Linked DNA regions of Homo sapiens: region 2 is linked to region 1. A link is an interaction called in ENCODE POLR2A ChIA-PET data of the cell type or tissue named here. Cell type or tissue: OCI-LY7. All regions are shown on one strand. Each heading gives the region's core, and the rest is flanking DNA. Links, peaks and the distances in the headings are about the cores only.

What was found. ChIA-PET counts read pairs that join two places held together with the same protein. Peaks named below come from ENCODE experiments on the same cell type or tissue, not always from the same donor. Only the 100,000 strongest peaks of a DNase experiment are listed, where the experiment ranks them.
Region 2: POLR2A ChIA-PET joins it to region 1 with 5 read pairs; 2 of 35 experiments call an interaction of 5 or more read pairs at or near these places.

Annotation. Positions count from the first base shown.
Region 1 is chr17:77,154,732-77,159,124 of GRCh38, reverse strand. All of the region lies in intron 3 of SEC14L1 (SEC14 like lipid binding 1), which reads right to left. Among named protein-coding and RNA genes, the nearest start is that of SEC14L1, 16 kb to the right of the region's middle. In OCI-LY7, for the core only: a CTCF peak has its summit at 4,195; no DNase peak of the experiment used is centred there; H3K4me3 peaks cover 850 bases; H3K27ac peaks cover 2,004 bases.
Region 2 is chr17:77,345,300-77,349,692 of GRCh38, reverse strand. The region is part of intron 2 of SEPTIN9 (septin 9); the gene reads right to left. Among named protein-coding and RNA genes, the nearest start is that of MIR4316, 50 kb to the left of the region's middle. In OCI-LY7, for the core only: no CTCF peak of the experiment used is centred there; no DNase peak of the experiment used is centred there.

The DNA.
Region 1 (4,393 bases), core at 212-4,211:
CCTGCACTCCAGCCTGGGTGACAGAGTGAAAGTTTATTTCAGAAACAACAAAACAAAAAAAATACTACAGTTGGGTGGATCACACGAAGCCAGGCGTCCTAGACCAGCCTGGCCAACATGGTGAAACCCTGTTTTTATTAAAATTACAAAAATTAGCCGGGCGTGGTGGTGCACATTTGTAATCCCAGCTACTTGGGAGGCACGAGAATTGCTTGAGCCCCAGAGGTGGAGGTTGCAGTGAGTCGAGATCGTGCCACTGCACTCCAGCCTAGGCAACAGAGTGAGACTGTCTCAAAAAAAAAAAAAAAAAAAAAAAAAAAAAAAAAGGAAAGAAAGCTATAAAATGTAATTGAAACTTTAAAAATGTATAGTACAGACAACAGCCAAAAGGTAGAAACAACCCAACGTCCATCGGTAAGTCAATGGATGAGCAGAATGTGGCAGATACAATTGAGTACAATTCAATTCAGAATGTGGCATATACAATTGAGTACAATTCACCCCTGAAGAGGAAGGGAATTCTGCACATGCTACAACATGGATGAACCTTGAAGACATTAGGCTAAGTGAAAAAACCCAGTTACACAAAAGGTCAAGTACTACCCAAAAACTAAAGCTACAACATGGGTGAACCTTGAAGACATTAGGCTAAGTGAAAAAACCCAGTTACACAAAAGGTCAAGTAACTACCAAGTTACGCAAAAGGTCAAGTGTCATTCTACCCATAAGAGGTACCGAGAGTAGTCAAATTTATAGGGACAGAAAGAATGGTGGCTGCCAGGGGCTGGGGAAAGGAAGAATGGGGAATGAGTGTTTCATGGGGACAGAGCTTCGATTTGGGGAGATGAGAAAGTTCTGGAGATGGATGGTGGTGGTGGCTGCACAACGATGTGAATTTAGTTAGTGCCACTGAACTCTGCACTTAAAAGTGGTTACAGGCCGGGCACGATGGCTCACGCCTGTAATCCCAGCACTTTGGAAGGCCAAGGTGGGTGGATCATGAGGTCAGGAGTTCGAGACCAGTCTGGCCAATATGGTGAAACCCCATCTCTACTAAAAATACAAAAATAGAAGTTATGGCCAGGCACGGTGGCTCATGCCCAGCCCACATGCTTGTTAATATAACGTGGACATCACTAAATAAACTCAAGAACAGCAATTTGGAGAAGTACATAAAGCAAACAGTCTCCTTCTAGTGTATGTTAAATCCGTCACATGAAAACATGATGTAATAAGAGCCTATTTATACAGCCTGTTGAAAAAAACCATTCGTTTGAAAAACTTTTAAATAAAAGTTATGGCCAGGCATGGTGGCTCATGCCTGTAATCCCAATACTTTGGGAGGCCAAGGCAGACGCATCACGAGGTCAGGAGTTTGGGACCAGCCTGACCAACATGGTGAAACCCCGTCTCTACTAAAAATACAAAAATTAGCCGGGGATGGTGGCGCATGCCTGTAATCCCAGCTACTCAGGAGGCTGAGGCAGAAGAATCGCTTGAACCTGGGAGGTGGAGGCTGCAGTGAGCCGAGATCATGCCACTGCACTCCAGCCTGGGCAACGCAGCGAGGCCCCATCTCAAAAAAAAAAAAAAAGTTATAATAGAAACCACCCTCCTTTCTTCCTATCCCATGTACTACAAATTCAAATGATGCAAATCCACACCAGGGGTTCTCCAGCTTGAGCAGGCGTTAAGAATCACCTGGAAGCCTTGTGAAGCCACAGACTGCGGGACTCACCTCCAGAAATTCTGACTCAGTGAAGAATTAGGATTTGGAACTCTTCGAATTTACATTATAAACCAACTTTGTGTGAGAAAATTCAAATGAAGATAATACGTGTTTGGAGAAGAGCTTTCTAAATATTAATGCCATAAATCCTGCAACATACCAATGACCACTTAAATCAATTTACTTCTTAAAATATGTACCCTGTAGCTTTTAGTTCTGGGCCTTGATTTTTAATACATACACAAGCATTAAACTAGGAAAAAGAAAAGAAACACACACATTTTGTGATTAGGCCTACCTCATGCTATGGAATAACTTATTTATTAAGAAAACAAGAATTATGTAATAACTCTTGGGTTTTAAATTTGGAGAAATCTTAAAGTCAGATTACCATTCCACCAGAGTCAAGAATTTTACTTAAAATAAATTTATGTTCTGTAGGAGAACCAAAGAAATAGGATTTTGTATATACTTTGTATTCATCACTACAGGAGAAAAGCCACTCAAAACACTAAGTGACACATAAACCAGGACACGCTTTTCAGGCAACTAGAGGGATTATAAGCTTCAGTTCACTGAACTATTTTACTCACAAAACATGATTTGCATCAGATTCTTTTGAACCATAAATAGTAAATACAGCCGACCAAACGACTATGTTCCAATGTAACCTTTTGTCAAAATTTTCATTATGTCATGGGATTAGAGTAAAAAAAAAACAAAAAACAAAATTTCACTGACAGAGAAGAAGTGATGCAAGAAACGAAAGCATACACTGCAAGACCCTCTACTCTTCATAGACATCTTTTTTTTTTTTTTTTAAGACGGAGTCTCGCTCTGCTGCCCAGTCTGGAGTGCAGTGGTGTGATCCCAGCTCACTGCAACCTCAGCCTCCTGGGTTCAAGCAATTCTCGTGCCTCAGCCTCCCCAGTAGCTAGGATTACAGATGTACGCCACCACGCCCAGCTAATTTTTGTATTTTTAATAGAGATGGGGTTTCACTATGTTGGCCAGGCTGGTCTCAAACTCCTGACCTCAAGTGATCCGCCTGCCTCAGCTTCCCAAAGTGCTGGGATTACAAGTGTGAGCCACCGTGCCTGGCCGAGAAATCTATTTTTGAGGGCATGAGGATTTGATTCTCACCCTGGGAACACTGGCAGTTGCAGGGAAGGTGACAGAGAGAGGCAGAGAGACCAGTGGAGTGTCAGGACCCTACAGCGGCTGCCAGTGCACAGAGAGGAACCTCCACCAGGAGCAACTGCATGCAGCCAGCTAGAGTCAGCCAGGTGAGAAAGCAGGAAAGGTATTCCAGGCAAGTATGTGGTCAAGGCACCAAGATCATGACAAAAAATGGTATACCTAGGAAACAGCAAGAAATTCGACATAATTAGACTGTGCAGTGGGTGTGGAGGCCTCGCCATGGAGAGGAGGCTGCAGGACAGGCAGAAGGCCAATGACAAAGGATTCTGGGAGCCAAGCTTAAGCTGGGAACCTCATCTTAAAGATGAGGTACGTGGACTGGGCGAAGTGGCTCACGCCTGTAATCCCAGCTGAGGCTGAGGCAGGAGAGAGGCGGAGGCTGCAGTGAGCCGAGATGGCACCACTGCATTCTAGCCTGGGCAACAGAGCGAGATTCTGTCTCAAAAAAATTAAATAAATAAATAAATAAAGATGAGGTGCAGGCACTTCATCATTTGAAACTTGCAGGCAGCACAGTCAAGTTTACAATGTACCGATCTCTCTGGCAGCAGCCCCAAGGACGAGCAGAAGAGTGAGGGGTAGACTCAGGGTCCAGAGGCTGTTGTAAGGAGGAGTGGTCTGGGGCTAAGCCACCAAGGCTACAGAAGAGCAAAGTGAGCGCCCATCCAGGAGACATCTCTGCCAGCTCCCATCTGGGCACCAGCAAGACTGAGGGGTGAGGAAGGAAGGCTGCCAGGGATGCCTGGATTTCTGCTCTGAGGGTAAGGTACCTGCGGGGCCACACATCTAAAGCAGCAGCTCAGGGGAAAGGGAGAGCTTCTGAGTGGTGTTTTATTGGTTTGGTTTTTACTGGGGTGGGTGTGTGGGTGTGGGTGTGTGTTTGTTTCTGTTGGGGTGTGTGTTTTTTGCGCAGGCAAGAGGAGATGAACTCTGTTTCAGAGGCATTAAATCTGCCTGGGACAGTGAAATGGAGATGTCTGCCAGACACCTGGCTTGGAGTTTGGAAGCTCCTGGGGGGCATCTCGGGTGAAGACAAAGCTTTGAGATCTTTAGTTTATAAAGTGACAGGTGAAGCCACAGGTTTAAATGGGGCTGCCCAGGAAGTGCTGCCCAGTAAGAGAGCCAGATAGCTATGCCTAAAATAGCATTAACTGCTCATTAAAACACCTATTATTGCCAGAAAATGCAAAATATACAACTGGGGGTCCCCAAACAGCAAAATCAGAGGAAAAGGAACAAACAATCCATCCGCACCTTAATAAGGCAAGAAAGTGGAATAAAGAAAGTCCAGATCAGAAGGGGAAGGCCGGACCCCTAAAAGGAAAAGAAGTAAGGACGCAGCCATCTACTGAAATACACAAGACATTTACAAACTGGACGCTTATCAGTACCTCGGATATTCTACTGATACACATGGCAGTACAGATCACTGAAAAACAGGGCAGATGTCTGAATGGAAAATGG
Region 2 (4,393 bases), core at 263-4,262, 190 kb before region 1:
TGACAGAGGGGAATAAAACTAGATAAGTTTCTGGTTTCTGGAGGCTTTTTTGCCCAGAGGTAGGTACTGAGCAATCAAACTTGGATAAAAAGTCTTAAAAGCATCCAGGGAAAAACAACATGTGGTCTACAGGGGAATAGCTAGATGAATGCTGATTCCTTGACAGAAACAACGGAGGCCAAAGACACTGGAACCCTATATTTTAAAGTCCTGAAAGAAAAAACTGACAACTCAGAATTCTATAACCAGTGAAATTATGGTTCAAGAATGACAGCAGGCTGGGCACAGTGGCTCACACCTATAATCCCAGCATTTTAGGAGGCCAAAGCAGGCAGATCACTTGAGGTCAGGAGTTCGAGACCAGCCTGGCCATCATGGTGAAATCCCATCTCTACTAAAAATACAAAAATTAGCTGGGTATGATGGCACATGCCTGTAGTCCCAGCTACTTGGGAGGCTGAGGCAGGAGAATCGTTTGAGCCCGGGAGGAGAAGGTTGGTGAGTTGAGATTGGGCAGGAGTTTTGAAATCACACCATTGCACTGTAGCCTGTGGGGAGACAGAGTGAGACTCTGTCTCAAAAATAAAAATAAAAATAAAAAAAGAAAGAATGACAGCAAAATAAAGATTTGCAGATAAGTGAAAATGAAAGGGAATTAGCTGTCTGCAAACCTGCACTACAAAAACCGTGAAGCAAGTTCTCCAAGATCATGGGAAATGAGACCAGATGGGAACTCAGCTCTTCAGGAAGGAATGAAGAGCACAGGATATAGCAAATACATGGGCAAATAGAAAAGATTCTGTTTTACTTTTAATTTCTTTAAAATGCATGGGGCTGTTTAAAGCAAAAATTTCCTTATTGTATTGTCTAGTTTACAATGTGTATGGATGTAGTAAATATCTAACAACCATCACATACAGGATGGAAAGTGGTAAATGAACCCATAGGATTGCCTAGTTCTTACACTTTTTTTCCATGAAGAAAAACAATGTTAATTCTAAGTAGACTGTGAAAAGCTAAGAATGTGCAATAGAATCTATAAAGTAACTACTAAAATAGCAATACAAAGAGATACAATTAAAAAGTCAAAACAGGCCGGGCTCAGTGGCTCACGCTTGTAATCCCAGCACTTTGGGAGGCCAGGGTGGGCGGATCGCCTGAGGTCAGGAGTTCGAGGCCAGCCTGGCCAGCATGGTGAAACCCCGTCTTTACTAAAAATACAAAAATTAGCCGGCCGTGGTGGCAGGCGTCTGTAATCCCAGTATACTAGGGAAGCTGAGGCAGGAGAATCACTTGAACCCAGGAGGCAGAGGTTGCAGTGAGCCAAGATCATGCTATTGCACTCCAGCCTGGGCAACAGAGTGAGACTCTGTCTTAAAAAAAAAAAAAAAAAAAAAACATAAATTAAAATAGAATTCTAAAAAATACTTAATTAACATAAAAGAAGCCAAGAAAGCAAGATGAAAGAAATAAATATCAAAGAGCAAGGTAGTAGCTCTAAACCCAGTCATATCTATAACTATGTTAAACAGAAATAGCCTGAATATTCCAATTAAAAGGCGGAGGCTGTCAGAATGAATAAAATAGCAAGACTCAACTATATACTATCTACAAAAGATGCTGTTTCAGTATAAACACAGGTTGAAATTTTCTGTTTGGAAAAAGACATACTGATGCTGCTTGAATGATGATGGAGTTATGTCTTGACAAACCCATCATAAGTGGAAAATAAATATCATCTCAAAAATGCACTTAATACATCTAACTTACCGAACATTCTAGCTTAGCCTAGCCTACCTTAACATGATTAGAACACTTACTTCAGCCTACAGTTGAGCAAAATCAACAAACACAAAGCCTATTTTATAATAAAGTGTTGACTATCTCATGTAAGTTATTGAATACTGTACTGAAAGTGAGAAACACAATGGTTTCACACATACTTAAAGTACAGTTTCTACTGTATACATACCACGTTCGCACCATGGTAAAGTTGAAAAACTGTAAGTCAAACCATCATAAGTTTCTCCATAAGCCTCTCCAGCCTTCTTATGCATCCCAAACAGCATGTTTAAGAAGGCTGGAGAGGCTACATAAATATCAATAAAGTTGAGTCCAAGATAAAATTATTACGAGATAAAGGAATACATTCATCATGGTTAAATGATCAGTTCATCGAGACACCATTATAATCATAAATGTGTATGCACCTAACCAAAGGAGCTTCAAAATACATGATATAAAACCTGAAAGAATTAAAGGGAGAAATGGGCAATTCCACAATCATAGGTGGAGACTCTTTTTTTTTTTTTTTGAGACGGAGTTTCACTCTTGTTGCCCAGGCTGGAGTACAATGGTGCAATCTCGGCTCACTGCAACCTCCACCTCCTGGGTTCAAGCGATTCTCCTGCCTCAGCCTCCCGAGTAGCTGGGATTACAGGAGCCTGCCACCACGCCCAGCTAATTTTTGTATTTTTAGTAGAGACAAGGTTTCACCATGTTGTCCAGGCTGGTCTCAAACTCCTGACCTCAGGTGATCCACCCGCCTTGGCCTCCTGAAGTGCTGGGATTACAGGTGTGAGCCACTGCGCCTGGATGCATAGTTGGAGATTTTAACACCACCTCAGTTCATTCAGGATGTTAAAACAAAATGCCTTAGGCTGGGTAATTTATAAACAGATTGTAGTGCTCACAGTTCTAGAGGCTGGGAAGTCCAAAATCAGGGTGCTCAGTGTCTGGTGAGAGCTAGCTCCCTGCTTCAGAGATGTCCTTTTCCTGCTGTGTCCCCACATGGCAGAAGGGACTAATCCCATTCACGATGACTCTGCCCTCATGAGCCAATACTTCCCTGATGCCCCAATTCCCAACACCACTGCACCAGAGATTAAGCTCCAACATATGAATTTTGGGGGACACAAACAGGTAGGCCATAGCAAACACCATTCTCTCAACATCTGAGAAACAAGCATCAGATAATCTGAAGAACACTGGTAACTAGCAATTGACCTAATCAGCAGTTATAAAGCTCTATACTCAGGAAGTCTAGAATATATATACATATTTTTTTCTCAAGTGAAAACAGTGCATTCACCAAGATACACATTCTGGGCCATAAGTCTCAAATTTTAAAAGCATGCAAAATATGCTTGTCTGGCCAAAGTAAGATTAAATTAGAAATCAATAGCTCTAAGATACTCAGAGGAGCCTTGACTATTTGCAAATTAAACAACATACTTCTAAATAACCCATGAGTCAAAGAGGAAATCACAAGAAAAATTTTACAATATTTCAAATGAAATGATAATGAAAACACAGCATACTAAAATACGTAGGCTGAAGCTAGTGCTTAGAGGGAAACTGTAAGTGCTTATATTAGAAAAGAAGTAAAAAAAAAAAAAAAAAAAAAAAAAAAAAGACCTAAGGATCTGCTTTAAGAATCTGGAAAAATGGGCCAGGTGCAGTGTAGCTCACGCCTGTAATCCCAGCACTTTGGGAGGCCAAGGCAGGTGGATCACCTGAGATCAGGAGTTCAAGACCAGCCTGGCCAACATGGTGAAACCCTGTCTCTACTAAAAATACAAAAATTAGCTGGGCATGGTGGGCATCTCCAGCTACTTAGAAGGCTGAGGCAGGAGAATGGCTTGAACCCGGGAGGTGGAGGTTGCAGTGAGCCTAGATCATGCCACTGCACTCCAGCCTGGGCAACAGAGCAGGATGCTCTCTCAAAACAAAACAAAACAAAACAAAACAAAACAAAACAACAAAAAAAACAAAGAATCTGGAAAAATATGCCAGTTACCCATGTATTGCCTCTTAACTCTGCATACATCCTGCCAGGCCCCGCTCCGTGATACTGGACCGAGGCCTTATGAGTCTTTCTCCTTGGCCAAATACAGTCATGTCAGGCTCTATCCACAGGGGACAACACTGTGGGGAGCTGCCAGGCCTTGCTGAGGTAGCAGCTTCTCTTCCTGGTTCCAGGGTCTCTTTTTCCTCTGAAGGCACAGCTGCCAGTGGCGTGTGCCCAGTGGGGCCTGCTCTGTACTGAGTTTCTCCAGCACCCCAGCTCTAGCCCAATGGGACCTCAGCAAACTTCTCAGACACCCAGCTCCTGCCCACCCATACCCTCTAGTAGGTTTCTCGGCTACCCAGTAAGCTGATCCTGCAGATCCACTCTTTCTACACCTTCTGGCAAGAACCTTTTTGTTACCAGTAGGCTGCAGGTTTCTGTGGCAGTCACACACTCTCCAACAAGGCCTGAACGTAAGACGTGGCAAGGTGTGGAGGACGCTCCGAGTTCTTGGTTTCTTTTCCATCAACCCCAGTGGTAGTAACTGCTTCTGTGTGTTTGCATACATGCCTTAAAGTATCCATCACAGAAAATTTACCATTT